Regions from separate parts of the Homo sapiens genome. Here region 1 is linked to region 2. The links are chromatin loops, found by intact Hi-C in ENCODE. Cell type or tissue: heart left ventricle. All regions are shown on one strand. Links, peaks and the distances in the headings refer to the core of each region. The heading gives the core; the rest is flanking DNA.

Region 1 (15,467 bases), core at 4,099-12,098, 190 kb after region 2:
GAGGCCTTGTCACCCCCACTCCTGCCCAGCCACAGCCCTGTTCTTCCGAGTGCCCTCATTCACTTAGATGCAGAGCTGATAGCAGTTGCTCTCTGTTTTTCACTTAAGCCAGTTTAGCTCTATGTCTGTCTGACTTCCTTCTACCTCCAAGGATGTACAAGGCTCTTTACAAGGCTACCCTTGGGCCAAATTCAGTTCCCTACAGTTCCATGTAAGTGTTTTGAGCACTGTCTACACTTTAAACTGGGTCCTGGGGTGCAGAGGGTCCTAGGACGTGGTCCCTTGGAGCCAGTACATTTGTTTCTTCCTTTGTGCTGCAGTTTCAAGGCTATACCTGTGATGCCTGGAGAGTCCCGTTCTTCCAGATCTGTAGACCAGCTCCCTCTGCTTGTCCTTGGCCCACAATAGGCGCTGCAGTGCCCACGTCTAATCTATATAATCTGACAGTTTAGCAACCCACAGCTGACTAGCAATACCTTCTTCATTTTCGAACTCCAAATTCCTGGCAGAACGATCTAATTAGTTTAACTTATCTTTTTAAACCAGGCTACAACTTGTAGGTTCCTAGCCAGTATAGGGATGAGCCTCCCTTGCATCAGTTGTTCACCCCTGCCCCATCATATGTAAGGTCACCCCTACCCTCATCATATGTAAGGTCAAGTAAGGTTGGAACAGATTCCCAGAGAAGGGGATAAGGGTGGGGCAGTCACCCAAAAATGTGCAGATGTGCTTTGAGAGATCATGAAATATAAAACTACATTCTGCCCTTTGTCTTCAAACAAGTCTATTTGTGAAACTGGATTCAGTTAGAATAAGGAACACAGAAGCCATTTGACCCACATTGTCCAGTGTTTGCAGTACTTACATTTACAGCTCCAATCCTTATACTGTACACATACCCCAAGCCCTACAGCCTGCTACTACCCATTATGGCATCTTTAAAACGTTTCCTTTTGAAAGTTTCCTCTAAACTTGATGGCTTCTGTAAAATTAAAGTCTGTTTGTTTCCTGTAATTCTAGCAACTTAGTAAATCTAAAGAAATTCATAAATGAAATCATACAGCATTAAAAACTTTCTGTATCTTGTGTACCTAAAACTGAGCTCCTAGAGTTAACAGCTCCTGACTACTTGTATATTCAGCAAAGGCACAGGCAGAAGACAGCCATGTTTGCCACATATATCAGCTGGTGCCGGGCAAGGTTGGCTCCTGTGCCAAGCAGCTCCAATTATTCTTTAGTAAAACACACTTTTATTCATTGAGGAGCAGTTGCTTGCCAATGTATTATACAATTATATAGTGAATGGAGAACAACGGATGCATTGTAGAAATATTTTTAAAACAAGTAAACAACAGTGGATAGGAAAAGGACCCTAACTCCAAAGTGAAGACTGCTGACATATGGGATTTAGCAAAGCGCGAGTGTAAGGAAGAGTTCAGAAGGACAGAATGCTTTGTTTCAAACACCTCTTCCTGGAAGGGCCCCAGGCAGCATTCATTTCTGCTCCACCCACAGGGTGGGTTTTCGGGGAGGCACAGGGAGCAGGGGTGTGTAGGCATGTGTGGAAGTGGGTGTGAGTGCACCCAGGCACTGGGCTTCACACTCGTATTTGTAAGAAGAAAAAAGACAGCATACATTGGTTGATTTAGTGCTTCCTGAGGTCTTAACTTGAAAGGAACATGAACATAAATGTAAATTTTTCAAGGGGTTAGAGTTTGCGGGTTTGGGTGACTTGGGATGAAACAGGGCCGAACTAAAACATCTAAGAGATTTACAGTTCACACAGGAGGTAACCATTGAAAGTGTTTGCACTTTCAATACCGCAGAATATTCAGTATTTTTACCAGACCGACATCAAGTGGATTCACATCCCATGACTGATTGCACTTGTAATTTAATTCTGCCTGGATGGCCCTGGGATACTCTCAGTGAAGGCCTTCCATGAATCAGAGGTTTTTCTCTTCCCATTCCAGTGACAGCCAAAGGCCCCCTTGTTAGACCTGATGCCAACAGACAAGGAGACCACCTTTACCTTACCCTCATGATGTATATTCCCATATTTTCATCCTAATAGTGATATAAATCTTTAAACCTTAATCCTTAATCATTTATCATAGGCATCTCTGTCATATTATGAACAAGACAGGATTCAGATTACAAAGCAGTTTTACTAAATTTTTATTACCCTCTTTGAGCTACAGCCATCTGACCAGAGAGCTACTACCTTCACTGAAAGGATTGCTTTTTATAAAGTAAGGAAATCAGTCATTAATCCCTATTTGAGGGCAGTTAGAACTAAAACCTAAGTTTTTCTGATTCATGAGGTGTACTTAGTATTACATCAGTGTTTCCACACTTTAGTCATTTGTATACTACCTTAATGATTTTTGCTATATCTATGTGCCACCTTTTTAAGGGAAAATATATATTTTCCCTTGAATTTATTTTTTCTACTAAATTTTTAAAAGAAATTTATATGACCATCTCAAGTAGAAAACCGATATTCTTTGATAGAAATGATAACCATTAAAATCAATAAGTGAAAATAAGAGAGGCCCATGCCTGAAGGCTCCGAGCCTAAGGCCACACCTCCCCAGTGAAGAGGGGGATTGGCAGGTGTTGGAGGGTGTCACTGACATGGCAACATCTGGCTGAGACTTTGGTGCCTGAAAAATATTGGAAAATAAATAAGGTTCATGTTCTGTGGTTTGATGTTAGTGCCACCTAACATCTGCCATGTGTTTGTGAAATAACCTGGTGTATCCCTAGGAGCTCACATCATTCCCCATGCCACGAAGCACCATGACTAATCCAGAGGACTCAAGAGACTCGTGCTTATTCTTCACTTATGCTGATGAAAAGTGCACATGGATACAGGGAAATGTAAATGTCTCTCATTGGTTACCCACTGAAGGTAACCATAGAGTAGAGAATGGCAATCAATCGCGATGCCTCCTGAGAACTTTTTCAGGTTAGTGGAACTGACGTTAGTTGTGTGGATCTTGAAAGATGGGATAAAGCTATTCTTCAACCCATTTATTTTAGACTACCTGAAAGCACATCATATGTTTGTTTGCCAAGATGGAGGTAAAACCTAACTGGAAAATCATATATTTTATTTTTAAAAGGCCACTTTTGCTATAGGCCATGAGTATGGGCAGTTAAAGCTTAGTATCTTTCCATTTTAAAAATCTGAGATATTTTCCTTTTCTGTAGTGTATTTATTTTTGTTTCTTTTAGGAAAAAAGCAATGGGGGCTTCATAAAACCAGATAAACACTTACCGAGTTTAACATAAAACACATTGAAACCTTCACTACATGGCTAAAGTAAGATATCATTTCTTGCATGGAATAGGTGCTCCATAAATATTTGATAAGAACATTTGTGAATTTATTGTTGAACGACTTCTCTGGACGAAGTTGTGTCATTTCAAAAGTTACTGGTAGAACTCTGCAGTTACCTATAGCATCAGGTGCTTCCATGAGTGGGTGTGGCACAGCCTTTAGCTGCTGTCCTGTGTGATGATGGTGGTGAGGGTTTGACACTCCCTGGTATGCTTGCTTTTGAAGTTTTGCACCTGGCGTCTTCGTCATACTCCTCTGTATCCAAATACTCTCCACTCTGCTCTGTGCCCCAGAAAATTGACTTCTATGTACAACGTCAGTGAGTTCCTTTCCCTTTGGTTTCTAGTTGAGTTTAGCAAGAAGAATGTCCAGAGACTGGAGGGAGGGAGAAGAGGGAGGTCAGAATATCTACCCACAGTGGGGTCCCTCCTGATTCGCTACAGCCCTGAAATGGGGTCACTATCCCTGTCAGGCAGCCCTTCCGTGAGCGTTTCTGTCCAGGTTCTGGTGTCTGCTTCCTCACCTTGCCCCTTCAGCCTTTAGGTATAACAGAGCCACCCTACCTGTTTCCCCCTCAATACTAGCCCAGGGGGCTGCACTAGGCCTTGTGCCCTGCTCACTTCTTGGCAAATACCCCTTTGTGATAATTTGAGGGTGCCACCTGTCTCCTGCTGGTACCCTGATTGATAGAGAGTGTGTTTGCAGATTTGCTGCTTCAGTGCCTTTGTAACACAGCAAAGCTGAGTGGTTCCAGAGGGACTGACCTCTGATCTCAGGTTTTTTTTGTTTTTTGTTTTTTGTTTTTTTTGAGGCTGAGTGTTGCTCTATCGCCCAGGCTGGAGTACAATGGTGCAGCCTCAGCGCACTGCAACCTCCGCCTTCCAGGTTCAAGCAATTCTCCTACCTCAGCCTCTCGAGTAGCTGGGACTACAGGTGCATGCCACCACACCTGGCTAATTTTTGTATTTTTAGTAGAGATGGGGTTTCACTATGTTGACCAAGCTGGTCTTGAACTCCTGACCTTGTGATTTGCCCACCTCGGCCTCCCAAAGTGCTGGGATTACAGGCATGAGCCACCACATCCGGCCCTGACCTCACCTTTAATAGCAGGGTGTTCTATACCAGTGTGGTCCCCAAACCTGGGGGTGCTTCAGAACCCCCTGGGGAAGTTATGAAAATGCAGGTTCCAGGCCTCACCTCCCAACCTATTCATTTGGAGACACTTAGGATGCCTCTAAGGCTCTTGCAATGATTAACCTTTTGTAGTTGACTGGATGCAGAACCTGATAACATAGCACCCAAGCCTGGGCAGCCCTCTGAACAGGTGACTAGATAAAGGGCACTCGATCCCTGCTTTTTGTGCCATGTGTTAGTCTTACCTGGGGGTAAGTGAGTGAGTAATCAAGAGAAACTCCTGCTGGCTGTAAAGAAGAACTATCCTTTAAAAATACAGTATAATACAAAGTCAAGAAATCAAACTAATTTGAGAGAGAGTGGAAGAATTGCTCTTTTAACTCCTTGTTAACAACAGTGAACTGATCCATTAGCAGGAGTGACCAGACTTCCCTGGCTCACTGCACAAGATTCTGAAGAGGCCATTTTCCATTATCCAGGAGTAAAGCCCAGTGTCTATTTTGCCCTGGAGTTCCTCACCATCGTCTGCTGAGAAACAAATTCTTGTGTGCTACAAAAGTACAACTCAAGATATGAAATGTAACTAAATACAAGACACTGTTTTCCTACAAAAAATATTATAAATAAGTCCTCTGTTAAAATAAATCCCTCAGTAGATCCCTTGTTATAAGCCCATGAAATGAGTAGTCTGTCCCTGTCACACACAGCGCAGCCAGAAAAGGCATCAACATTCCATTCTTCCAAGGGAAACGTGAAATCAGAGCTCAGCACTCTGAATGAAACAAATAGCGTGTGGAGGACAATCAGCGCTGGGGTCCGGAAGACATGAATTCAAATCCTGCGTGGACCCAGGGGTCCATTTCTCCTTCCTAGGCTGTTGGGAGGATTGAATAAGAATGTGAAGCTCTTGGGGCATGTAGGATTCTCAGCCTCCCACTCCCACTCCTACCATCTAAAACATTTCCCACCCTAGTCTCGGCATAGTTAGGAAGATATGAAGATAATGGGAAGGTGCATTCCACTGAGTCAGCATGCCCAGGTGCCAGCAGCTCTCTGCAGTGGGTATTGCAAAATTATAAGACAGAATTTCTTGGTCCCCAGTTGGTAATAATTTACCTCACCTTCAATAGTGGGCCGGGACATTCAGCAGCTCCATCTCCTGCAAAGGTCCTATGAGGGTCACTCTGCTGAGGCTAATTGCCTGAGAAGGATAGTACACTATCTGTTTTGCCACATTTTGTGATTTACTTTGTTTCAAGCCTTTTCCTTTTGGTGGTTTGGTGAAATGCTGTTAGCTGATGGGTTGTGGGCATGAAGGTGAAGGGTCATCTTGGACCGAATAACCTAGGGACAGGGATCCTTCCAGGAGGGCAGAGCTGGGCCGAAGGGGTGTCCTCCTGACCCAGTCAGGGGTGCTTGAGTAATACTGATGCAAGTGTGTCCCACCCCCTCCTCCTCTGGTTAGCCTTCAGAGCCATCTAGACTGATGTGCTCTGGAAAGAGAGAGATGGTTCTTTATGGCCCCTGGGGTTATATTTGACCAACGTCCAGGTTCCAGGAGTTACAAGCTCGTGCAATTGTATTTCATCTCCGAACACAAGCTGGTTAAAAAGGAGAAAGTTCAGTCAGGCTTTGTGTTTTCTACAATCTAAATTAGATGCTAGTGCTGGGGCACCCTAGGAACTGCGTGGGAAGAATGTGGTGACCAGTCTACACGTAAACCCCAGCTTCCTACTGCACCCATCCCACTTCCCCGTTCCTTTTTTCCCTTATCTACAGGGTCTTCAACTGCCTCAAGAGCTGTTGTGGGCTCAGAAGAAAAGGAAAAGACTAGGAAAAGCAGAAACACGCTGGAGGAACTACTGTGAGAGCCAGCTCCTAAGTGGTCCCAGCTTCCCCCACCCCTCTGCCTACTTTTTTTTCCACTTCAACTTTTACACGGCCTGTAATTCAGTCATTTTAATTTGAGGTTGTAAATGACCTTTAAAGAAAAAGCAGTGGTTTCAGAGGGGGCTGATGACTCATTAAATGATCAGTGATGCATGTGTATGAGTTAATTCAGCCAGCTTGTTCAACCAAGGGAAGGGGGAGGGGGCTGTGCTTGGAAGGGTGGTCAGTAGACAATTCAGGTGCCTCAGGAAGAAGGGAGCCAGGTGGGATGTGTAATGCTGTGAAGCCGATAGGAGGAGCAGAAAGGGGGCCAGTGTAGGAGGGCAGAAGGAACCTGAACCACATGGACCCTTGTTTTATTCTGCGTAAAGACTGGTTTGGTGAGGCAGCCTGGTACCTAAGACCAACAACAGCAGCGTCTCACATGTGTAGAGTTGCCAGATTTGGCAAACAGCAAAATATAGGACACCCAGTTAAATTTGTATCTCAGATAAACGATGTATAATTTTTAATGTAAGTATGTCCCAAATTGTGTATCTGAAATTCACGCTTATCCAGACATCATGAATTGTATCTGGCAGTGTTCACAATGGCTTAGAACCTGATATTTGACAGCTCCGTGAGAAAGATGTCTGTCCCACTTTAGTGATGGGAATGCCAAGGCTAAGAGGGGTTGTGGTTGCCAGCCTCTTCGCTGGTAGAAAAGAAGCCTTCAAAGATAGTGTTCCTGCTCCTTGGCCATACATGTAAAACGCCTTGTAGGACTAAACAGTTGTCTGGCAAACACACTTCGAGTCATGTGGTGTTTATCTCGGGGTAGCAGAAAGGGCACTAGATTAAGGGGAGGCCTGTTAGAAAGGCTGAAGCAGGCTGAAAAGGACTCCTGGAGGTTAACCCCTGGGTTAGGTTTAAGGCAGAGAGGCCTGGAAGAAACATAAGAATCACCTGGTGTACTTTGATAAAGAAGCTGAGGACTAAGGAAGTGATGTGGTGACTCAAATCACAGGAGAAATGACCAGCGAAGCCTAGAGCAGCATCAGGGTTTCTGAAGTCCTCACTGAGTTCTTTCTATTATATTACATGGTGCTGACGTAGCAGATTCTTATTAAAGCCTCCAAGTTTCCACACAACGCCACAGTACCCACTGGTGGGAAGGACCACATACTGCTTATGAGTCACAGCCCTCGTTTTCTTTTCTGTTGGTGTAAGTACTGCCTAAGTATCCCCTTGTTACCAAGAGGCTGATTATGTGTTATACCCCAGTGAACAAAGACTAGGGACCAAAAATTCAGGTTGTGCCATTTATTGCATTGGACGTAATTTAGGGCATGGTGTGTTTGTTTCCAAAATCCAGCTACTCAATAGAATGAAAGAGAAACTTAAAGTTTTACCTCCTTCTGGATTTTTTAAAAAATTCATTGGTTTTGCGATGTAGCATCCTATTCCTGTGTGGAACAGGGATGCTGGAAAGCCGCAGTCCCAGTAGTCTGCTTATGAGCTACTGGGGACCTCTACAGCATCCACCTGGGAAGAAAGGAATGCCCAGAACAGAGGGTGCCGCTTCTAAAGCTGAGGTCTCTGTTCCCCAGTTCCCCCCAGTTCCCCCATAAAATCTGAGGGTTTTATGATCACAGGGGATGTGGGTGTTCTTCAAGCCTGACTTTGGCCTGTTTTTCTGAATCCTTAAGCATGGCCCTCGTATATTTTCAGAACGATGATGTCTCTTCCTGCCTTTAAATACACAGGAATGAAATGTTCCATTTTGGTTTATTTGGTTTACTTTAGCAGCTTTTGATGTAAACTGTGGGTTTCAGCATAAGAAGACTTAAGTGAAACTAGTAGCTGTATCCACACTGTCTCATCCCCGCAGTCAATTAGCACGTGGGAAACCATTTTGAGGGGAGGAGGTCATTTCTGGGAGAGAAGAAGCTTTTCCTGTTCTCTTCTCATGTGGTTTGCTCCATTCCTAACACTATGGATATTTTTTTGGTGTTTCCTTGGAAAGCAAAATATCCCATATTAACATACCATGGCTGCTTTGGGAAGCTGTGCATTTCCGCAGATTATTCCTTCAGGAAACTCTACATTTGCGCTGTTGGCTGCAAGAATGAAATTATCCTTGGCAAGTTGTTTCATTTTAATCTCAGGAGCAATGGTGTTAAATGTTAGCCAGTCAAAGCCATAAGCAAAGACTGTTATTCAAGTTTCTGTGTTAACCCTTTATCTCTGTGGTCTTTCCCCACCTACCCCACACCCCCATGCCCCAGGAGTCACTGGTTCAAAACACTATGAAGTGGATTACTTCCTTCCATGATACTAACAGTATTTATACTTGACTCTTCACAGATTGGAGAATATGAAACAGAATGTGAAACTAAACAGCTGAGGATATATGATGAATGAAACTGGCTGGGATCTGATCAGTTTTATAATTTGCAGTCCTCAATTCAGAGTAGTTTAGGAATAAGAAAACCTCTTGGACATTTATTAATGTTACCGGTTGACTTAAAAAAAAAAGATTGTGGGGTAAAACCTTACTTCCACAGTCAAGCCATAAAAGTGGCATGATTTGGGAGAGAAAAAAAGGTTATAATGAAGCCCAAATATTTGAAGTGATTGAATTAATACTTTCAGAGGAGTGCCCCTGAAGGGCAGAGTGATTTGGAATATCCAGAATATTAATACTACCAGTTAGCCAAAAGCAGTGCTCAAGGGATGAAGCAGGAGCTTGGCCTTGGAACTCCAAATGGCCTTTGAGGGTTAGTGGGAAGCAGATGTTTTGAGGCAGTTGGAGGATCTTGTGAACAGTCTTCAAAGCAGGTGGAGGCTTTTTAATAAAGAAAAGTGGGTAAACAGCTAGGCTGCTGGATTTCCATTTTTCTCCCTTAGAAGAACTAGATTCTGGTCATCTTCTGGTCCCAGATTATACGATTTCCTAGCCAAGAAAATCATGTATGATTGAGAAATCTAGGACTTTTTCCCAGTTTATTTAAGAAACCCACTCTACATCTATGTTGGTAAATAGTGGTTAAGTGGACTGTGGCTCTACTACGTTCCTGTCCCACAAAGGAATAAGATGCTGCATTGTAAATCCAATGAATTTTTTTTTTTTTTTCAGCCAGAAAGAGTGTTCTCACACTGCTATGAAAAATTACCTGATTGGGACCAGGCACGGTGGCTCATGCCTGTAATCCCAGCACTTTGGGAGGCTGAGGCAGGCGGATCACTTGAGGTCAGGAGTTCGAGACCAGCCTGGCCAACATGGTGAAACCTGTCTCTACCAAAAATACAAATTAGCTGGGTGTGATAGCAGGCACCTGTAGTCCCAGCTATCGGGAGGCTGAAGCAGGAGAATCACTTGAACCCAGGAGGTGGAGGTTGCAGTGAGCCAAGGTCACACCACTGCTCTCCAGCCTGGGCAATAGAGCGAGACTCTGTCTCAAAGAAAAAAAAAAGGGATTACCTGATTGGGTTATTTATAAAGAAAAGAGGTTTAATTGGCTCAGAGTTCCACAGGCTGTACAAGAACCATGATGTTGGCATCTGCTCAGCTTCTGTGGAGGCCTCAGGACATTTACAATCATGGCAGAAGGCATGGGGGAACCAGGACTTCACATGGCCAGAGCAAGAGGAAGAGGAGAGGGGGAAGTGGGAGAGGAGAGGGGGAGGTGCCACATGCTTTGAAATGACCAGATCTCATGAGAACTCACTATCATGAGGGCAGCACCAAGTGGGACATCTGCCCCCATGATCCAGTCACCTCCCACCAGGCCCCACCTCCAACATCTGGGATTATAATTCAACATGAGATTTGGGCTGGGACACAGATCCAAACCATATCAGTATTGCATTGTTAGTTAATGTGGGATATGTATATTGCTTATCTGCCAAGTAGGCTACAAACATTTTGAATGCTGAGATGGTGTCTGGTGCTTCTCTATTCCCTTCATTGTCATCTATCCAGTGTCTTGCACCTTGTTTAGTCATTCATTACACAGAGATCTTCCCCTGGTGCCTAACAGATTTAAGCCAGGAGTTGTGGGGAGCTGAGATGGAGGCAAAGCCATTTTCTCAAAGAATGCTCACATATGGTTTGTCCACAGAACACCCATATATATGTATGTCTAATACCAATGGAAGTGAGAGGAAGGAGTAAGACAAAAACAGTGCACAACCCAGGCACTGTTTTCATTTGTCACAGTCTCAGATACACTTGCTACTTTTATAAGTGGCTTATGTTTTTCTAGTAGGATCTGGACTACTGGAGAGACTCCCCAGTTTACTGAGAATTGAGAGTGAACGACGTATTCACTGATGTGTCTAAGTGGCTGGTACGGAAGTTCTGTTGAATTTTGGTATTCCAGCATTATCCAACCAATCATTTCCCTAGCCAACAAATGTCTATATATATTTGTTCAATTAAACTACATGTCGTAAGAATTGGCATTTATTCTGCTTCCTGGCAACTAGGCAGGTGATAAAAGAAAAATGGGGAGCTCCTTTGAAAAGCCACCTAATTCTAAATAAAATGTACACGGTGTATGGAGCTCTGCCTTGATGATGATGGCCATGGTTTACCTTGGAATATGTAAATTCAGTACCCCCTTAAACCTGAAGTGCTCTAAAATCTGCTGTGTGGGAAGTGACCACTGAGCCAGAAGATCAAGATACTACCCTGTTGTTGCCAGTGGTTTGAGCGTTGCTTGGCCACCTGCAGCATCGCCAGCGGTGCACACAGTGTTTCCAGATCTCTCAGGTATGAAACTAGACTCTCAGTGGCTAAATGTACACATCCCCATTCTTCTCCCACTGTGCATCTAATCCTTAATGTTGTGGACTTGTAATTTGTTGGCAGAGGTCCTTCTACTGTCTGTGAAGCATCAGGATGAAATGTAAGGAAGTGTAAGGTGACTAAGTATGAACGAGCAAATAGTGATTAGACTTTTAGATTCAAATTTTGCTCTATTCTTTTCTTAAATCATGGAAGTTAGTCATTTGCCATTTATACTTGTCTGTCTGCTGCAGCCCCCATGGGTTGCTATCCTCTGGGGATATCAGTAATCTGGCATTTGATTTCCCATGAGAAGAGTTGAGGAGAGAACTGGAGATGTGGGCAGGAGAGGGTTAAATCTAAAGCTGGGCTTCCAGACATTTGAGGCAGAGCTCTGTGTCACTGCAAAATAACCTGTTCATTAGGAATTCTGTGGCATCATCCTTGGAACTTAAATTCCCATTTTCATCTTAGTGGGTATTTTTGTAAGCCAGTGAATAGTATTAACTTAAGCTCAGAAAAAAATGGGATGAGCCTGTGACAGATTTAGGAAGCGCGGTTGCAGTCGTTCCCGTTTTAGATCATAGTAAATTCCTTCTGCATCAAGCTCACTTTTTGTACGTTTTCTTTTCCTCCCTTCCTCATATTCAATATCCCTTCGGCAAGTTGTGTCCATCCCTCCTGCTCCACTCCCGTGAGTGGCTGTGAGGACTCGTCCCACAGAGCCTCCCACAAGCTGTAGAGCCTTGTTTCTCCCATCCCCCGGATCCTTCCTACCCTGTGCTGAGACCTGTGCCTCATTTTCAGCTCTTCTGGGGTACCGTGTTATTACTTGAAAGAAAATTTGAAAGCATTTTACGTTGCTTATTACAGATCATTAATGGAAGCTCCACTAAACCCTGGGAATTTATTCTCTCATTGATGTGTATATAACTCCTATTAACATTAATAAAGTTGTTTAGAATCAAAGAGCCAGCAGAAACCCGTAATAGAGAATCCATTTTGATCCTGCTTCACAAAGTGACTCATACCCACAGGGCATCAACAAGCATTTTAAAGATAATTTTTACAACTCCCTTTTTAAAAGTACAGCAACTACTGAATATATCATGGCACACTCGTGTCCTTCGGAATAAACCCTGCCGGTTACCATTTGTACAGGACTGCCCTACCTGGGTGGGAAGCTGCGAGGTTTGTCCATATTTAACCAGTGCTGGAAATGTCACCCGTGGCTGCCTTCCCTGCACGTTTCCACAGGGGAGCTGGCGTGTGCGGGACTCCCACATAACAAGGGTGGACAAGGCATGGGTGCAGTAAGAAGGGAATTGCACAAGTGACAGCCTCACAGACAGGGGGCAGTGGAGATGTCCATTCACCTGAACCACTTGTGCCCTGCCCTGCCTCAGTGGCTCTGGACAGGCAGCATCATGAAACGGAGAACTGAGGGGTAGGGGGATTTTAGTCCAGATATTGTGAAGCTGTCTGAACCTATTAATACCATTTACCAATCCTTACTTGATGAAAGGACCACAAGGAGACGGAAGATGTCAGAAATTAGTAGTATGTATCTGGGAAAATATCCTTAATCTTTCACATAAAATGCGAACACCAGGGGGTTAGAGTTGCACTTTCTCTGTCAGTGTATTGGTACACTTGTTATTAAGTCATGTCAATAGCCAGTAAAGGGAAACATCTCAACTAGGCACATCCCATTTTAATGTCTCTGTATTTTTCCCTCTCCCCACCTCTATTTCCACCTCATCTTCTAATTTTTACAAATGTTCCCAATGTTTGGGAAGTGAGTTCAGTTTGGGAGAGAGACAGGATATATCTGCACATTTACTTCTGATTTGGACATATGGTTGGCATCCTTCCTGTGCCCTTGAGTCTTTTCTTAGAAATGTTAAATTTTTAAAAACTTGTTTATTTTTGAACGTTGCTTTTTTAGAATCACCCTTCCTAAAAGGGAGAGAGGAAAAACTGTAAGTGAATCTTATTAGATTTTTGAAGTGCTCATCATAATTGAACTATTTCCCTAATGACTGGTAGCATCTCACCTAGATTTGTCCTTGGAATGGTTCCTGAACGTTTCAAGATCTTCCAGTTCCACTTTACTTTTGGCTGTGGTTGGAAACATGGGTGTTCATTTCTGTAATTGTTAATCTGGATATTCTGAGGAAGAAAAATATGGAATATCCCTTTAATCACTGAACTTTATTTCTGACCCTTTATGTTTCCTAAAGAGTAAATATACAATTTTCAAAGGAAGGAAACAACAGTAGCTATTAACATGTAGAATCCATCTGGCACTGTATAGATAAAAACAAGCCCAGAACGCTTTTTGTTTATTCTTCACCACAGTGCCACGAACTGGGTCAGGATTATCCTTGTTTTACAAATGAGGCAGCCAGAGCCAGAGAGGTGAAGCCAGCCTTTCTCAGAGCCACACATCCAGGAAGGGTCAGAGCCCAGATGAGGTGGGAGAATTGAGAACAGGTCTGCCCAGTTACTACCCAGCCCAGACTTCCACCGCATCTTGCAAGGATCAGGGTATGTAGGACAAATGTCAGCCCAATGGGTCATTTGTTCCCGGGGACCCAGTTTGACCCCCTGGTACCTAACGGAGTGCCAGGAGCATGACAGGCACTCAGTAAATATTTGTTAAATGAATGTATTGTCAAAGTCAAAGAATTCACTAAAATGTGTCATCTCATCCTGGGGACTGCCCTTGGCCACTGCTGAATCTGTTTTGAAACCTCTTTGCAGGCGAGTTTAGGAATATATGAATATATTTATTTAAAATAACATTACCAGAATTTGCGACATGTGCCAGTGTGGTTGAGGCCTCTGGTGGCTAAGGTCTTCAGCAAATTAGAGATGCACAGTAGAGGTGCTATGTGTATACTTTCTCTTTGATTTAAACTTATTTAAATAACTTTTTTTTCCTGACTTTAAAATTTTACTTGTAGAAAATTTGGTAAGCTATAAAGAAGAAAATGAAAATATCTCTTAATCACACCATATTGAGATAGCAATGTTAAGATGTATTTAAACTAGGGTCGGGCACGGTGACTCAACACCTGTAATCCCAGCACTTTGGGAGGCCGAGGCGGGCGGATCACCTGAGGTCAGGAGTTTGAGACCAGCCTGGCCAACATGATGAAACGCCGTCTCTACTAAAAATACAAAAATTAGCTGGACATGGTGGCACATGCCTGTAGTCCCAGCTACTCAGGAGACTGAGGCAGGAGAATCACTTGCACCTGGGAGGCGGAGGTTGCAGTGAGCCAAGATCGTGCCACTGCACTCCAGCCTCGCCAACAGAGTGAGACTCCATCTCAAAAAAAGAAAAAAGATGTATTTATTTTGTCGTTTTTGGGAGGGGTGTGTCATGTGTGTGTGTGTGTGTATATATATATATATATATATATATATATATATATATATATATATATGAAACTTTGATTTTGAGCTTGTTGCTTCTTTCATTTAATATTAAGTTGTGATTGTTTTCTAATGTAATTGAATAATAACTGAAGTTTTCCATTGTGTGAGCAGACTAATTTATTTAACCATTCACTATCCTATTACTATGCAGTTAAATATTCTCATATTTGAGATTATAAATAATGCTGTACTAAACATTCTGGAGTGAAAATATTTGCTCACTTCTCTGGTTATTTCTTCATGAAAGGATTACTAGGTTTGGTGAAAATATAAAAATTCTATACATAAAAATTCTAAATTAAAAGCAAAAAAACCTTAGGAAAAATTTATTTGCCACAAATACATTAAAAATCTTAATATTCCGTATCCTGTTTTCCTTTCACTCAGCCTAATTTTTTGTCCTCACATTTTTGTTACCAGGCACTCATTCTGATTGCTTAGCCATCGTACTAGTTTCCCATTTGATTTAACTAAAACTGTTTCAGTTAAACATTTATTTCTTTGCTCATGACCCTGATAACATGCAGCATGATCTATCCTCCACTACTGAGACTTTCCAAGGATTGTCTGACTCTTGTCATTACATCTGAAAATCCCTGAGTAACTTCTGTACATCTTTCTTGGAAACAACATTATTAAAAAAATAGTAAATTCAAACTACTATGCACTATGCCAAGCACTGAGGTGGGTGTTTTAAAGTATGATATAGCCCCTGCCATTGAAAAACCTCCAGATAAGACATGACCACATGACAGGTGAACCTGGATACAATAAATATTAAATAAAATTACTAAAAATTTCTGTTTAGTAATCCTGACTCATCATCTCATTTTCTACAATTTCTGCAATTTCATTGGCCTGTGCCTTCAACCCACCTGA
Region 2 (15,467 bases), core at 4,317-12,316:
CTTTAAAAGTCTGTCCAAGTGAACAAACACATTGCTAGGGCCCCTCCCAGGTCCTTGGAAGGGGACTGTACAAGTGAAGGGGCCTGGGGATTAAGCATTGTTAGTTTCTAGGTCCGTTCACTCATGGCTGGAAGCCAGGAGAATGAGCATGGAAGTGGGACTGGAGGAGGGTGGTGTCAGGCCAAGGCTGGAGCTGGACAAGAGTGCTTAAGGTTTAATGCACTATCCAGAACGTCTTTTCTATTCCTCTATAAATGTTTTCACCCTATGACAATTGCCAAGGGCTTTTTGTTTGTTTATTTTATCAAACTAGGTTCCATCAAATACTCTTGTAATTAGGAACAGTTGGTGAAGTGCAGGCGCTGGGAGAGGAGCCGACTCTCCATCCTCATCCAAAATGAGAGTCATGGAGACCAAGAGTTTGGCTCCTTAGCTGCTGCTCTGGGTGGGAATTAGAAATATCTGGACATTCTTGCCATGGCCTAAAATTCAAGAGCTCTAGACCAAGGCATGGGAGCTTGCTGCTTCAGCTTTCCTCATCTGCAAATCGATGATAATTACTAGTTAGTGACTGCTAGATGAATGGCACTATTGAACTGCAAAATATTAGTATTATTGCTTTTCCTCTTTGATCTCATGGGGCAAGATAAATTTATGACATCATAATTGTTTCTATGGCAGCAAATCATATTGTCCCAAACAGGGGACTTCATGACTTCATGGCTGGATTGAGAAAAAGAAGAAATCAGATTGGGAGTGAGAATTTTGCTCAAACATAAATATCTTCAATGCTGCACGGGGAATAGAGCAAATTACAGACTGGCAAAATTGCTTTTGCTTTAAATGTTCTTCTCACAAGTTTATCCCAGTGCAAAAGCCCCTTTCCAGGCATGTAATTTGTGTAATGATGCCTCCTTGCTTGAATTCACAGAAGGCTAATGGTGAAGCTCATCTATTTCAGGGAACACTTCAGCAATGTTAATACTAATTGTTTTGCAGCAAATATCTGGGTTTCTGCTGTAAGCAGTTTTGTTTGGCTTTTCTATTTGTTTGTGTGTGTTTTTACTCCCTCAATGTTTTATCTCTACAAATATATTTGAAATAAACCAATTTCCAGAAAAAAATTCAGTTTTTATCATCTGAAAATCTGTCAAGAACTCTCTCTCCTCGCTAGAAGCATCTGCTTTGTCTCACTTAGGTTCCTATTGACTTTATTTTCACATTTCTGGAGTCTATTGTTAGTTTCTGTTTATTGCCTGAAAAGAGCACAAAATGCCTAACTTTGAAGCCATTTAAATTCACCTCAGTTTCATTTAACCATACACCACAAACAATGACTTGGGATTTTAAACTCTAGAGATCTCTCTCCTCCTCCTCCTGTGCTCTCTCTCTCTCTCTCTCTCTCTCACCTCCCTCCCTGTTTTTCTCCCCACTCCCTCTACCTTCTTCCCTTCTCTTTCTCTCTCTCCTTTCTCTTCCCTCTCTTCTCTCCCTCTCTCTTTCCTTTTCTTTATATAAAAACATTTCCAGTACCTTCTACCAGTGATCTCCTCCTCTCATCCTTTTAACCCTAAAATTTCCAGAACCTGCAAGTTCCTGCTGATTCATAAACTTCTTGCCAAGGACCTCACCCAGGAGCACCACATGGCATCAGTTTTCCACGCACCCTGGAAATTCACTGCTTCTTATCCAGGCCTCTCAGTGACCCTTCTCTGCTTTTACTCTGAAAACTCCATCTGTTGAATTTCTCACTATGACTCCATCAGTAAGTGCAATGAGATGGTCAGTTTTATGTGTCAGCTTGGGTAGACCATAGTACCCAGTTATTTAATCAAACATTAATCTAGGTGTTGCTGGGAAGGTATTTTGTAGATGTGGTTAACATCTACAGTCAGTTGACTTGGAAGTAAATGAAATGGCCTTTAATAATGTAGGTGGGTCTCATCCAATCATTTGAAGGCCTAAAAAGCAAAAACTGAGGTTTCCCAAAGAAGAAATTCTGCCCTAATACTGACACATCAACTCCCACTTGAGTTTCCAGCTTACCACCTGCCCCACAGATTTAGCACTTGCCACATCCCCATAATCACATTAGCAAATTCATTAAAATAAGTGTGTGTGTGTGCGCGCGCACTTGTGTGTGTGCACGCGCACGTGTGTATGTGTGTCTCAGAAGAACCCTGACTGGCACACACATAACAACTAAACTACGTGTATTTGTTACAATGATGTGCTGAACACTATGGCATGGGAAGTATAAAGAATGCATAAGATGTCCATTTCCCCTAAAGAGCTTACAACTCATGGGAGAACCAAGATTAACTGTGCCTGAAACAACAACAACTTGTTAAAAATTATAAACATAGGGTTTAGATGTTTTGTGTAGACACCCAGGAGCTCAGCAGAAAGAAAGTCCAGTGAAAGCTGGAGGAGTCAGGGACCATTTCATGGAAAAAGTGGGTGTTGAGCTGACATGCCCTTGCTTCACCCTACGGTCAATTTTACTTCCTAGGAGAGGCCCTCATTTCAGAACCCTGGGATCCTCCTCTCTCCAGCTTCTTCTCCATGCTCCTACACTCCACCAACAGAACAATCTCTTATGACACCAGTTTCATGCAAGTTTAGATTGAGGAGTGATATGGTTTGGATTCATGTCCTGGCCCAAATCTCATGTCAAATTGGAGGAGGGGACTGGTGCGAGGTGATTAGACCATGGGGGCAGATTTCCCCCTTGCTGTTCCCATGATAGTGAGTGAGTTCTCATGAGATCTGATTGCTTAAAAGTGTGTGGCACCTCTCCACCTCTGCCATGGAAGACATGCTGGCTTCCCCTTTGCCTTCTGCCATGATTGTAAGTTTCCTGAGACCTCCTACCCATGCTTCCTGTACAGCCTGTGGAACTGTGAGTCAATTAAACCTCTTTTCTTCATAAATTACCCAGTCTCAGGAAGTTCTTTATAGCAGTGTGAGAATGGACTACTATAAGACGTCAAGAAATCTGCTTATCTGGATCTGTCACTAACTTGCCCTGGGTGCTTGGGTAAGGTACTTGAACTTCAGTCAACCTCCAAGATCTCTAGATCTCTAAATTCTAGGATTTCTTTCTACCACATCAAGCCTACACAATCCACCCAGTGTTTGTTGGGACTCTCCATAGTCCATTCTCGGTCTGCCTCTCCAAAACCTTGCTTTCCAACCTCTCCAGATGCTCCCTGCCCTGGCCAGTCTGGTCACCTCACTGTCTCAGAGCCAGACTGTACTGATTCCCACCCTTGTGCCTTTGTCTACATTAGTTCATTGTCATGCTGCTGATAATGACATACCCAAGACTGGGTAATTATTACAGGAAAACGGGTTTATTGGACTTACAGTTCCACATGGCTGGGGAAGCCTCACAATCATGGTGGAAGGGAAGGAGGAGCAAGTTACATCTTACATGGATGGCAGCAGGCAAAGAGAGAGCATGTGCAGGGGAACTCCCACTTATAAAATCATCAGATCTCATGAGACTTATTCACTATCACAAGAACAGCAGAGGAAAGCCCTGCCCCCATGATTCAATTACCTTCCACTGGGTCCCTCCCGCAACACATGGGAATTCAAGATGGGATTTGGGTGGGGACACAGCCAAACTATATTACATGGCCTTTCTTGCCTGGTGCCTTCTGAACTGTGCAATGCCTGTGCAAATCCCCATATCCCCGCTATGCCAGCTCAACACTCACTTTTTCCATGAAATGGTCCCTGACTCCTCCAACTTTCACTGGCCTTTCTTTCTGCTGAGCTCCTGGGTGTCTACACAAAACATCTAAACCCCATGTTTATAATTTTTAACAAGTTGTTTTTGTTTCAGGCACAGTTAATCTTGGTTCTCCCATGAGTTGTAAGTTCTTTGGGGGAAATGGACATCTTATGCATTCTTTATACTTCCCATGGCATAGTGCTAACATAAATCCAACAATTTTATCTCTACCGCACACTTTCTCATGCCTCTGCAGCATTTGGCAGTGCCAAGAACTCCTTCCTGAACTGCTGTCCATGTCTTCTCCGACACTCTCTCCTTCCTTCCCTCTTGACACTCCTTCTCTGGATCTCCCTCATCTGCCACATCAGTGTAGGCGTTTCACAAGGAATGTCTTCTCTTCCCTTATTAGAAACATCCTGGCAATCATCATTGATCTGTTGCCCTTAACTCTCACCTTGGTTGGGGAGAAAATTGTTTCGTACAGGTCTGCCTGTGGTCATGATTTCCAGGCATGTATGTTAACTCCTTACTGGAGCTGTGAACTTTCCACCTGGATATCCCACCAGCACCTCTAACTCACTGGGACTGAAATTAAACACATCCCTTTTCTTCCCAAATCTGATTATCTCCTCCTCCCTATTTCTGACTTGGAGATCAGATACTTGGGTCCAGCGTCTCAGCATTTGTTTGTTACCATTTCTTCTTCTTCACTCTCCATGTTCAACCAGATGCTAAGCTCTGTTCATTCTCCCTCACCAATATCTCCTCCACCTCCCTGTGCCTGCATTTCCACTGCTACTTCTGCTGCCCACATTTAGGCTGCAATGTTCTGTAGCCTAGCTGATGATCCTCTTTTTATTTCCCCTCTGCAACCCATTTAGAGGCTATGACTAGATTAACATTCCTGAAACACAGCTCTGATGCATTATTTATCTGATCAATATTTTTAAATCTCTTCCCAGTGCCTTCAACATGAAACTAAAAGTCCCTGACCTCTCTCTTCCACCTTGCTTCCCATTCTTCTCCCTCATGCACTCTAGGACCCATCTGAACTCAGCTCTGACTCTTCCCCTCACCAGGCCTGGTTGTCTTGCTTCTGGGGTGTTCTGTTCATGCCATTCCCCCTATCCGAAAGGCCTTCCTCCCCTGGGATCTGCTTGTCCAAATACCACCTGATTTTCAAGGCCCATCTCAAATATTCCCTGTTCCCTGAAGTCTTCTCTAATCCAAGTGAAAGTATTTTTCCCTCTTTTACATTCTCATAAACCCTAACTTTAGACTAATTATTTTCTGCCTTAAATTATAATTCCTGAACATGGTTTTCTTCTCAGCCTAGATTACAAACTCCCTGAGGGAAAAATAGGAAACTTTATACCACACCTTCCCTAGGTATTTAGCATTGTGTTTTGCAATAAATACATATTTCCTTAATTAATACATTCTGAAGGAAGAACCCGTAGGACTTGGTGTTTACTGGGGAAAAAAACATAAATAGAGGAATAAAAAGAACTTGAAAGTTTTGAAGTTTAGCTGAGCAGAAGGGAAATCATGACACTGGTAGGGATAGTGACTCCGATGGGTAAAGCAATTTGGGAGTTTAGGTGACAGTAAGGCATCTCAAAGGAAACGGCCACCAGGCAGCTAGAAATATGAGACTAGCAGGGAGCATAGATGTGAGACATACAGCTCTGAGAATCCATATGATCCCCAATGAATAAAGTGGAGAAAGAGAAAAGTATGTGTTAAGAACCTGAGCCTTGAAAAATAAGAGTATGGAAAACAAAGAAACCACAACATAAGAGCTAGAGAAAAGAACTAAGATTGTGAAGAGGACAGCATTTCCAGAAAGAGATGTCAACAATGTTAAATATAGACACTCACTGAACTGATGTTTACTGAGCACCTACTAGGTGCCTGGTTCTTTTGGATGTACTGGAAATAGAATGGCCAGGAAAGTCCTCACCATGGAGTTGACATTGAAGAAGAATGCTGGACACGACGGAGCAGGCCATGCAAATATCTGGAGAACATGTGTTCCAGGCAAGGGACAGCATGTTAGCTTCCTATGGTTTCCATGGCTGGATATAGTGTGAATCTCTGGCTTTTGATGGTCAACTCTAAGGGCGGCTCCTGCAGTGCTCTCTGTAACTTATTGGCTTTCACACATGGATGAGGGATTAGGTCTTTGTGATTTTCTATGCTCAGGGGCCCTATATGGGAACCACGTTGGTATTTACGGGTTTTTTTTTTTAATGGTGAGTTTATGGCTGGATCCTTGAGGACTACTTTGGACACTGTCTGATTCTTCTCTGCTTCTTCAGCACTGATTGTAGTAAACGGTGCTCAATATGTGTTCAACCATTGTGGACCATTTTTAAATGGACTATCAAAGGGAGACAAAACTGGACACTAAAGTGGAAAGGGCCTATTTTAAACATTAATAACAATTGCAATAGAGAAAAGAGTCCAGTGTGAACTGAACTCATCCTTGATTTGCAGATGTGGCTGGATATTTCAAAATGGGATTGAGGGAGTAGAGGCTCAGTAGAGTCAGAGAAGTGAAAAATTACAAAAAGTGAGAAGGAGGTGTTGATCCACGTGAAACCCACCTGGATTTGCTAATTGGCACTTATTGAAATTAGATTCCTACCCTACTACAGAGATTGGGTGACTGGGACCCTGTCTTTAGGTGTTGGCAGGAACAAACAGTAAATTCTTTTAGTAGCCTTGAGTTCTCTCAGGCAGGTGCTTTATGGGGGCTAGGGTCATCTGAGGGGTGCAGCTTTGAGTTTTTTGATACTTTGTTAGTGTTTGTTCAAGTGTTTATAGATCAAGGTCGAGCCCCAGTAGAGAAGAGGGCTCAGGGGAGTCTGCTAGTTTGGTCAAGAAGAGAATCTTTGTGGGGACAATGGTTGTTGCTAAAAGAAACTAGGACAAGTCTAATAGAAATTGTATAAAGGGTATTCACATGTAATATACTTCTTGCTTCTGATGTGTACATTTTCATAACTCTGAAAATGTCTCTGTAAGTTTGTGTATTGATAGGGCACGTGGATTAGGCCCTGAGAGTTAAGGCCCTTTAAGCAAATGCTTGGGTCCTTGATCTAATACTACTGGGAGGAGGAAGCACAGGTGAAATTGAGAAAGCCCCAAGCACCATTATGTGCTCATAGCTTAAAACACAACAGCAAAACATGGAGCATTTCTATGTTGAAGCTTGGTTAAAAGGCAACGGCAGGCCAAACCCAGTTATTACAGCAAATATGTACTGCAAATCTATCTGCCTTCAATTGGTTGAAGTTACAGGAAAATATATTCCCTCATTCCCTAACCCCCCAAACCCCTTGCAAAACACATCCCACAAATTCCCATCCCCAACAGCAAAGTCATGGGCCATGAACTGCGATGTTAGCCTTTCTCTAAAGAATCTGCTCCTGGCTCCTGACAGAGTTTGGAAGTCATCCTCTGGCCCCATTCTTCGCTGGGAATGAGCGCCATCAGCCTGTGCACACACTTGGCCTGCACATCACCCTGGAGACTCAGAACCTGGCTTCAGAAGAGTGGGAGGGGCAGAAGACGGAAGCAGAAAGCAGGGGCGAGGGCAAGAACCCCCTGGAGCTGATTGCTGCTCTGTGAACGCACCAAGGTCAGGGGAAGGAAATCTTCAATAGTCGACAGCCTCAGGTAGAAATGGAGAGCTGGCCACCTCTAGGGAGCGGCTGTCAGTGAAGAAGGGTGAGCGGGAACCCCTGACCTCCTCACAGCGCCCGGAGACATTGCTCTTCTCTCCTACTCTCCTGTCCGCTATTTCAACCACACACACACACACACACACACACCCTGCAGTAAAAGAGTTGATGCTTTCCTATGGGAACTCTCTGGTTGAAATCCTAAAGGCAAGTGAAAGGGCTTTTTAAAACCAATCCCAATGATCCGTTTGAGGGAAAAGAAATAAGGCAATGTTTGGAATAGCATCTCCAGCACTGATGGGAGTAAGTGGTACCAATGAAGTGAAATCCTCAGCTGTCAGTCCTGGGCTTCTCTACCAGGGGAAACAATGAGAAATGTTTTTTGTTACCTCGCCTTTGTTCGTTGGAAATTTGATCAGAATTCCCATGTCTGCTATTTTCCTTCTGTACGCTTAACCAAATGCAAAGTCTCAGGCTCACGCTAGAGGTCGCTGTTGATCACATCCGAACCTCACCTCCCAACGCAGGCAGGAGAGGCAGGCTCACCGCCGCACGTCTTCACTGCAGTGGGAACAGCCTGCAGGCTTTGGTGGCAGGAAGATCAGTTTGGCCACACCCGGTTCAGGTACAGCGCATCGGCCTGCGAGGACGTTGCTTTTTATTTCACAGACAAAAGTATAAAACGAGGATAAAGCAGATAATTAAAGGTGCTTCAAATTAATTTGAATTTTTTTAAGTACTGCATAATTTATGACGTTTCAACACTTCCCTTCCCCTCCCTGTCTGACCCCCCAACCATATCACTTCTTCCCCCACTTCCATTAAGCAGTTTGAGGAGTGTACAATATGAAGGACTTGAATAAAAGCCCAGGCTTAAATATGGACCATACCTGCAGTTAGCCGCTATCACTGACACCACTGGGCTTGTATCCTTCCCAGCTGGTTCTACGCCCAGAATATAAAACAGCTAAGAAATAAAATGACAAGACAACAGGGCCGATAACATTGTAAGCAATTACAGCCTCTCTTGATGCTGAGAATCCTAAAGACGCCACCCAAAAAGCAGTATTCTAATCGAAGGCCATTATTAATGAACCAGATCTCTGCTTGGCTGACTCCTATTCTTCCTCTCCTAATTATATTCATCTGCTCCTTCTTTGGTCCTAACTTTGGAAATTGCTTTCAGCACAGACCAATCCCAAAGGCGAGCTGGAAGCCAGAGCTGAAATAAAAGTCGGCGGTATTATCATTTTGAGGCAAGTCACGAAGTATTTATTGTTTGCTGCATTTCCACTTCTGCCCTTGACTCTAGACCCAAAGTAGAATTGCAGTGGTGATGCAGTGACATCATACACGCAGACACCGGTGCAAAGCAGTGTCTCATTCAACATTAAGATTGTGGCACTGACGGCAAGGCTTAGAAAAATTCCCAAAAGATAGGGTCCAGAGCACTGGTGTCAACTAAAAAAGGTTTATTGGTAAAGAGTGTGGCTTTGACAACCCCCGACATGGGAAGAGAGCAGAGGCTGCAACAGCCTAGCAGGGGCCAGGATGCAGCCACGACCGTGGCTTCTGTGAGGAGGCTTATTACATGAAAGCAGCCGAGAACTTATTACGAGAGGCAGCCTACACTTGGGTCCCAGGCGGAGGTGCTGTCACTGAGTAGGATGAGAGGAAAGGAACCTCTAACAGTGTTATAGCAGGAGGGACATGGCATAGGTGTAGTTTAGAGGGAAGGAATCTGACTGTACATATTTATTTATTTATTTATTTAGAAGGAGTCTCTCTCTCTTGCCCAGGGTGGAGGGCAGTGGTGCGATCTCAGCTCACTGCAACCTTTGCCTCCCAGGTGCAAACTTTGCCTCCCAGATTCAACCTGGGAGGTACAACCTCAGCCTCCCAAGTAGCTGGGATTACAGGCACCCACCACCGTGCCTGGCCTAACTTTTGTATTTTTAATAGAGGGGTGTTTCACCATGTTGCCCAGGCTGGTCTTGAATTGCCGACCTCAGGTGATCCACCTGCCCCAGCCTCCCAAAGTGCTGGGATTACCGGCGTGACCCACTGTGCCCAGCCCACCTTTTTAATATTGTGGTAAAATATACTGCTATGTTCTGAATGTTTGTGCTTCCCCCAGATTCATATGTTGAAACCTGATCCTCCAATGTGATGGCATTAATTTGGGGAGGTGACTCAGTCATGAGGGCAGAGCCTTCATGAATGGGATTAGTGCCCATATAAAAGAAGCCAGAGGGAGCTTGTTGTCCTTCTGCCATGTGAGGACACATAAAAGGCATTGTTTATGAGGAATAGGCCCTCATCAGACACCAGATCTGTAGGTGCCTTGATCCTGGACTTCCCAGCCCCTAGAACTGAGGCTGTTCTGAGAGCAATAAATTTCTATCATTTATAAAATGCCCATTCTAAGGTATTTTGTTATAGCAGCCCAAACTAAGACATATATATATATATATACACACACACATATATATATTATAAAATTTACTATTTTCATCATTTTTAAGTGTACAATTCAGTGGCATTAAGTAGATTCACAATGTTGTGCAACCATCACCACCACCCATCTTCAGAACTTTTTTATTATCCCAGACTGGAACTCTGTAGCCGTTAAGCACTAATTCCCCATTTTCCCCTCTTCTCACTTCTTGGCAACCACCAGTCTGCTTTCTGTCTCTGTGAGTTTGACTATTCTACGTACCTCATAAAAGCGGAGTCATACAATATTTGTCCTTCGGTGTCTGATTTATTTCACTTAGCATCATGTTTTCAAGGTTCATTCATGTTGTGGCATGTCAGAACTTCATTCCTTCTTAAGGCTGAGTGATAGCCCATTGTCTGTATATACTACATTTTGTTTATCCATTCATCTGTCAGTGGCCATTTAGGTTGTTTCCACGTTTTGCATAGTGTGAATAATGCTGCTGTACATACTGGTGTGCAAGTATTTGAGTTCCCGATTTCAGTTCTTTGGGGTATATGCCTAGGAGTGGAATTGCTGGATCGATAGGGTAATTCTGTGTTTCACTTGTTGAGGAACTACCCAACTGTCTTCCACAGTAGCCACATCATTTTACGTTCCCATCAGCAAAGCACAAACGTCCCAATTTCTCCACGTCCTTGACCACACTTGTTATTCTCCTTTTGTGTGTGTGTGATAATAGCATTTTAATGGATATGATATGGCATCTCATTGTGGGTTTGATTTGCATTTCCCTAATGACTAGAGATATTGAACATCTTTTCATGTGCTTGTTGGCTATTTGCATATTTTCTTTGGAGAAAATACCCATTCAAGTCCTTTGACCATTTTGAATAGCCATAACACTTTTAAACAGAATGCTTCTGTCCTGACTCAGCCACTTCCTTGCTGTGTGACCCTAAGCTAGTTACATAATTTCTCTGTGCCTCAACTCCTTCATCCCCAAGATAGAAATAGTAGTATCTATCTCATAGGATTGTATGAGGATTAAATGAGTTTGTATCTGTAAATTATATTGAATAGTGCAATAGTAGACACTCAACTAATGTTAGATTTATCTCTACATAAGGTGGCTTAAGAGGGGAGAGAATGGGTGTAAGGGAGCAGTGAGGAGACAGTTTCCTGCCACCAGTATTGATGGGAATGGCCTCGGAGATCTTCTGGACCAGAGCCTTTATATTACAGGAAAGGAAAGAGATAAAAAGATAACTCCTATGCCCAGTATCAAGAGGGACCCTTAACACCACCTCTCCAATGTCCAATACTCTTTTCACCACACTTAGATCTTTCTCTCCTCTAACTTCTGCTTAAGACTGAAACCTCGTGTTAATGTCCTCATGGGATATGACTTGAACATCTTCAAAACCACCTTGACAACCTGTATTGGCATCACAAGCTTGTATCAATGGGCTTGCAAAAAGTTGTGATTTCTGAGGATCAGAGTGGTAGCTGGTGTGAGCAAGAGGCAGTGAGTGTTGCCTCCAAAGTGTCCTTTGGGAGAAAACAAGCCCCAGTCTCTCCTCAGTGTTCAGCCTCTCTAACTTTGCAGTCAGTGTGACAGGTTCTTAATGACCTGCTCCCACCTTCCCCTGTTACCTCCTACATACGCGGGAGAAACCAATTAGAGTAGTGACTTGGGACTACGAGACCATCTGTCTCAGAGAGACCACTCTTAGGACCCCCACAAAGCACCCCAGTGTGCAGACAGCCTCACTCACTTCAGACGATGCTCTTAACTGAACAGAACCCTGCTTATCTTTGTGCAACTCCAATTATTCTTGCCTGCCAGCAGGTGTAATAATGCTAACTGCCTCTCAGCCCCCACGTGGCAGGTGCCACAGAAATAAGTGGATAAATGGACAGAAAATGAACCGAAGCTACACAGTCTGCCAAAGGCTTTCACAGCCCCTTGGAAACAGAACACCTGGCTTCACTGTCTTGTGAATCAATATGGCCTTTTCTTATAGTACCTAAAGCTGAAATTCATCTCCAATTCCTTAAACTGTCCTTCTCCAGGAGCAGAATTCATTTACCATCTGCTTTACAAGAATCTGGACACTCTATGTTTCTATCTTATTATAGATTCAGCTAATATGATTTCTCCCATCCACTATCCCTAAACAACACAACATGTGCTTTGTCTTTGACTAAGCCCCACAGCCTTCTCTCCATACAGGGTGCTTTCTGATGATTCACATCAAATTTCCTGTTTGGTTTCCTTTATGGGTGCATGGCTCCTAATGTTTTTACCCATCTTCTCATGGCGCATCCGGCCCAGGAAGCTTTACTGCGCTTGTTAGTTTAGCAGCTGTGCTTCTCCACTGAGGCTACCCCAGGTGGGAGGCAGCTGGAGAAGGACAGGATAAGAAATTGGAGATGAACTTCATTGTTGTTGTTGTTATTGTTGCTCATGCTGTTGTTTTAGAGACAAGGTCTCACTCTCTCGCCTAGGCTGGAGTGCAGTGGTGTGACCATAGCTCACTCCAGCCTCAAACTCCTGGCCTCAAGGGATCTTCCTACCTCAGTCTGCTGAGAAGCTGGGACTACAGGTGCACACCAACACACCCAGCCAATTTCGTTTTAACTTTTTGTAGAGACAGAGTCTCACTATATTGCCCATGCTGGTCTCAAACTCCTGGCTTCAAATGATCCTCCTGCCTTCCAAAGTGCTAGGATCACAGGCATGAGCCACCACACCCAGCCAACAATGTTTGGATTATTTTTTTCTTCCCTATACTTTCCCCATTTTTTTTCTCAGACTAATAATAGTGAGTTTCTATGACTTCCAGAGTCCTAGATACATCTTCTGTGATCGCATATCCAATGAGCACAAGAAAAATGAACAAGCTCCATCACCAATGCCTCCCCTGGACAATGGGATAAGGCCAAAGAAACCACAGCACAAAGGGTGGCCCCCAAGTCTTCCATTTTAAAAAAAGAAGTTAGAGGTTTTGTGTTTGCTCAAAGCAACTAGAAAGAATGATGGACCCCACACACAGAGATAGCTGTGCTATAGACAAGTGTTTTTCTTTTTTTTTTTTATTTCACTTTAAAAATTTATTTTCATACCAAAAAAATCATTCAAAGACAGTATTAAAAAGGATGTTTTTCAAACCGTGCTCCCCAGAAATGCCTTGGGAGAGAGAAAAGTAGAAAACAAGACAGAAGCAGGCTCTGGGGCTTCCTCCCATGATTCAAGCAGAGCAACCTGAGCTTAGCCGTTGTACACAAGCTTTTTTGGAAAAAGGGCTTCTGTGGCCCCAGACATACAAAACCACTAGTGTACTGTAAAGGTCGCTGTCCTGGGAGGCAGGGTCCCGGTCCCATCTTACCTCTATAGCCTTTGGCAAGACACTAAGCTTCTCAGGGTCTCCCTGCCACGTCTGAAAGGGTGAGGTGTGGACTAAGAGATGGCCAGGATTCTCCAGCTTTATGATCTTCTCTTCAACGTTATTTGTAGCCTTCAGATGACTGTGTCAGTTCCAAGTTGGAAAGACTCGGGACTGAATTCTAGTTCAGCCACTCTTCAGCTCTGTTACCTAGGGTCGGGGGAGGTCCCTGTAGTCTGAATGACCTTGTATGACAGATGCATCTGAATGTGTGCTCCCAGCTATGGAATCCAGGAGTGGCCAATCCAGAGATTTATTCCTTGTCTATGAGTAACATCTGAGCTCCCAGCCCATCCCGTGGGACACGGGCCATACAGAGGATTGAGGCCCGGAGCCTTAATGGACATTGCGAGGTGGAGGTCATTAAGGGGAGGGTGTTAGTGAAAATGCTGTATAAACTGCATGATGTTTGCAAGCAGCTTTGGTTCTCCTACCCATCCTGCTGCCACCAGACCATACAGATATCTTGTCCAGCCCACTGTCATTGACTCTCTCCCCTGCATGTGATCCCCTAATAAAACCCCAAGTCTCGTTTTCTGGCTCTGGGTCTCTTCTTCAGCCTCTTGAACCTAATGCCTTCCCTACAGAGGTTAATAGGCATTCGTCAAAACAGCCTCCTCCTCCCTGAAGTTCAGTTCACCCTCACCTGTAATCACTAATACTATCAATGACCTTGAAAGATTGTTGTGAGGATTAAAAATAACATATAAAACTTTTCTTGGCCCAAATTAGTTATTCAATAAAGGGTAACTATGACCTACCATGATTTTTATGCATGCAGCCTTTAACTCAACCAACCCAGTGCTAGGACTTTAACTTATGGGTATATGTCTAAAAGTTCACCAAGTTGTTCATTTGAGGATATTCATAGCAATAAAATGTGTAATACCAAAAAATAAATAAGTAGGATGTGTCCATCAATCAGACGGCAAATAAACAAATTATGCAAATATACCTATTTGTATATTTGCATTTTATAACCATTGACAGGTTTTTAAAAATTGATTTATCAAAATTGAGATTGTAGCCTATCCTTTTATTTGTTTAACCTCTCCATACTTCTCTGTATTAAAGGTGAGTTCAAAAAATGCTATTCTTCATCCAAGAATTTTATATTGTGTATCTATTGGTTAAAATAAGTAAACATTGATGATGATGAGGCTGATGATGAAGGTGGCGATGGGTCACATTCAGAGGATACAGGAATCCTGGGATGTCTTTTGGGGAAAAATGACCAATAAGGATGAGGCTCTGCAGATGGATTTTCTCTGGCCAGTCCTTTTTCCTGACCACATCCGCTCCACTTGATGAATGACTTGGTCCTTCTTGAGATCTTCAATAAAAATAGCTCTCTGACCCTTGTTTTTGTTTTTCTCCATTTGACAGCAGAGAACTAGGAGAAAGGAGAGTTTGCTATTCTCACCATATCTCAAAACAGTTAACTGAAAGCTCAGCTGGACGTCACTAGGGTTTAGTCTCAAGACATAAGCCTGACTTCTCAGTTTTCAGTGTGGGTTTCTCAGCAGTTGGGTTTGAGAGTGGTAAGACTCTAGAATCCCCAACCAGATGATCTGTCCCGCCTAACAGAAAAAGGTGATGCTGCCCTTATATATAAAGCTCAGATCTTTGAGGTGTCTGTTTTGTTCAGAATATTTCTTTTCTAACCACCTTTAAAATGAAATATGTATTCTTCAGACATACAGGCCAGTGCTAACCAAATATTTTCATCATACAGATTAAAACCTCTAGAATATTGAGCCAACACTAGTCCCAAAATGCAGGATTTCTGGTCTAGGAAACAAATTTATGAGTAGGTCCTCATATTGTTTGGTCCCCTTCTCACCTGTGAACACCCGGCACATACACACATTGAATGTCATACTATTTCCTCTGGTTTCAGGGCCCCATTACAACATCCTGTCACACCTGATTTCTTCTGAAGTGTGTCAAGCTCTGCATAACTTCTCCCTCTTCCCCCAATACCCCATACCTCTCAAAGCCTCCTACCCTTACACAAACTCGAATTTCTCCCTCCTCATATAAATGTCAGAAGGCAAGTAAGCTGACTAGCTCATTTCATTTACAGTGTGACTGACCTATGGCCTGATACTTTTCTCAAGGGAAGTGAAGGTTTTCACAGGGGC

What was found. Hi-C counts contacts between places; a loop is a spot of excess contacts. Peaks named below come from ENCODE experiments on the same cell type or tissue, not always from the same donor. Only the 100,000 strongest peaks of a DNase experiment are listed, where the experiment ranks them.
Region 1: it touches region 2 in a loop (2.2-fold over the local background); 23 of 110 quality-filtered maps call a loop at or near these places.

What each region holds. Positions count from the first base shown.
Region 1 is chr6:111,796,795-111,812,261 of GRCh38, reverse strand. All of the region lies in intron 2 of FYN (FYN proto-oncogene, Src family tyrosine kinase), which reads left to right. Among named protein-coding and RNA genes, the nearest start is that of FYN, 69 kb to the left of the region's middle. RefSeq lists a silencer at 1-96 and an enhancer at 7,224-7,313. In heart left ventricle, for the core only: a CTCF peak has its summit at 7,531; no DNase peak of the experiment used is centred there; H3K27ac peaks cover 1,900 bases.
Region 2 is chr6:111,989,778-112,005,244 of GRCh38, reverse strand. It overlaps LOC105377947 (a long non-coding RNA gene), which reads right to left. Exons shown (of 3, transcript XR_007059710.1): 3 at 14,339-14,716. Among named protein-coding and RNA genes, the nearest start is that of CCN6, 57 kb to the left of the region's middle. RefSeq lists an enhancer at 12,108-12,257. In heart left ventricle, for the core only: a CTCF peak has its summit at 7,924; a DNase peak (open chromatin) is centred at 7,964; H3K4me3 peaks cover 656 bases; H3K27ac peaks cover 1,125 bases.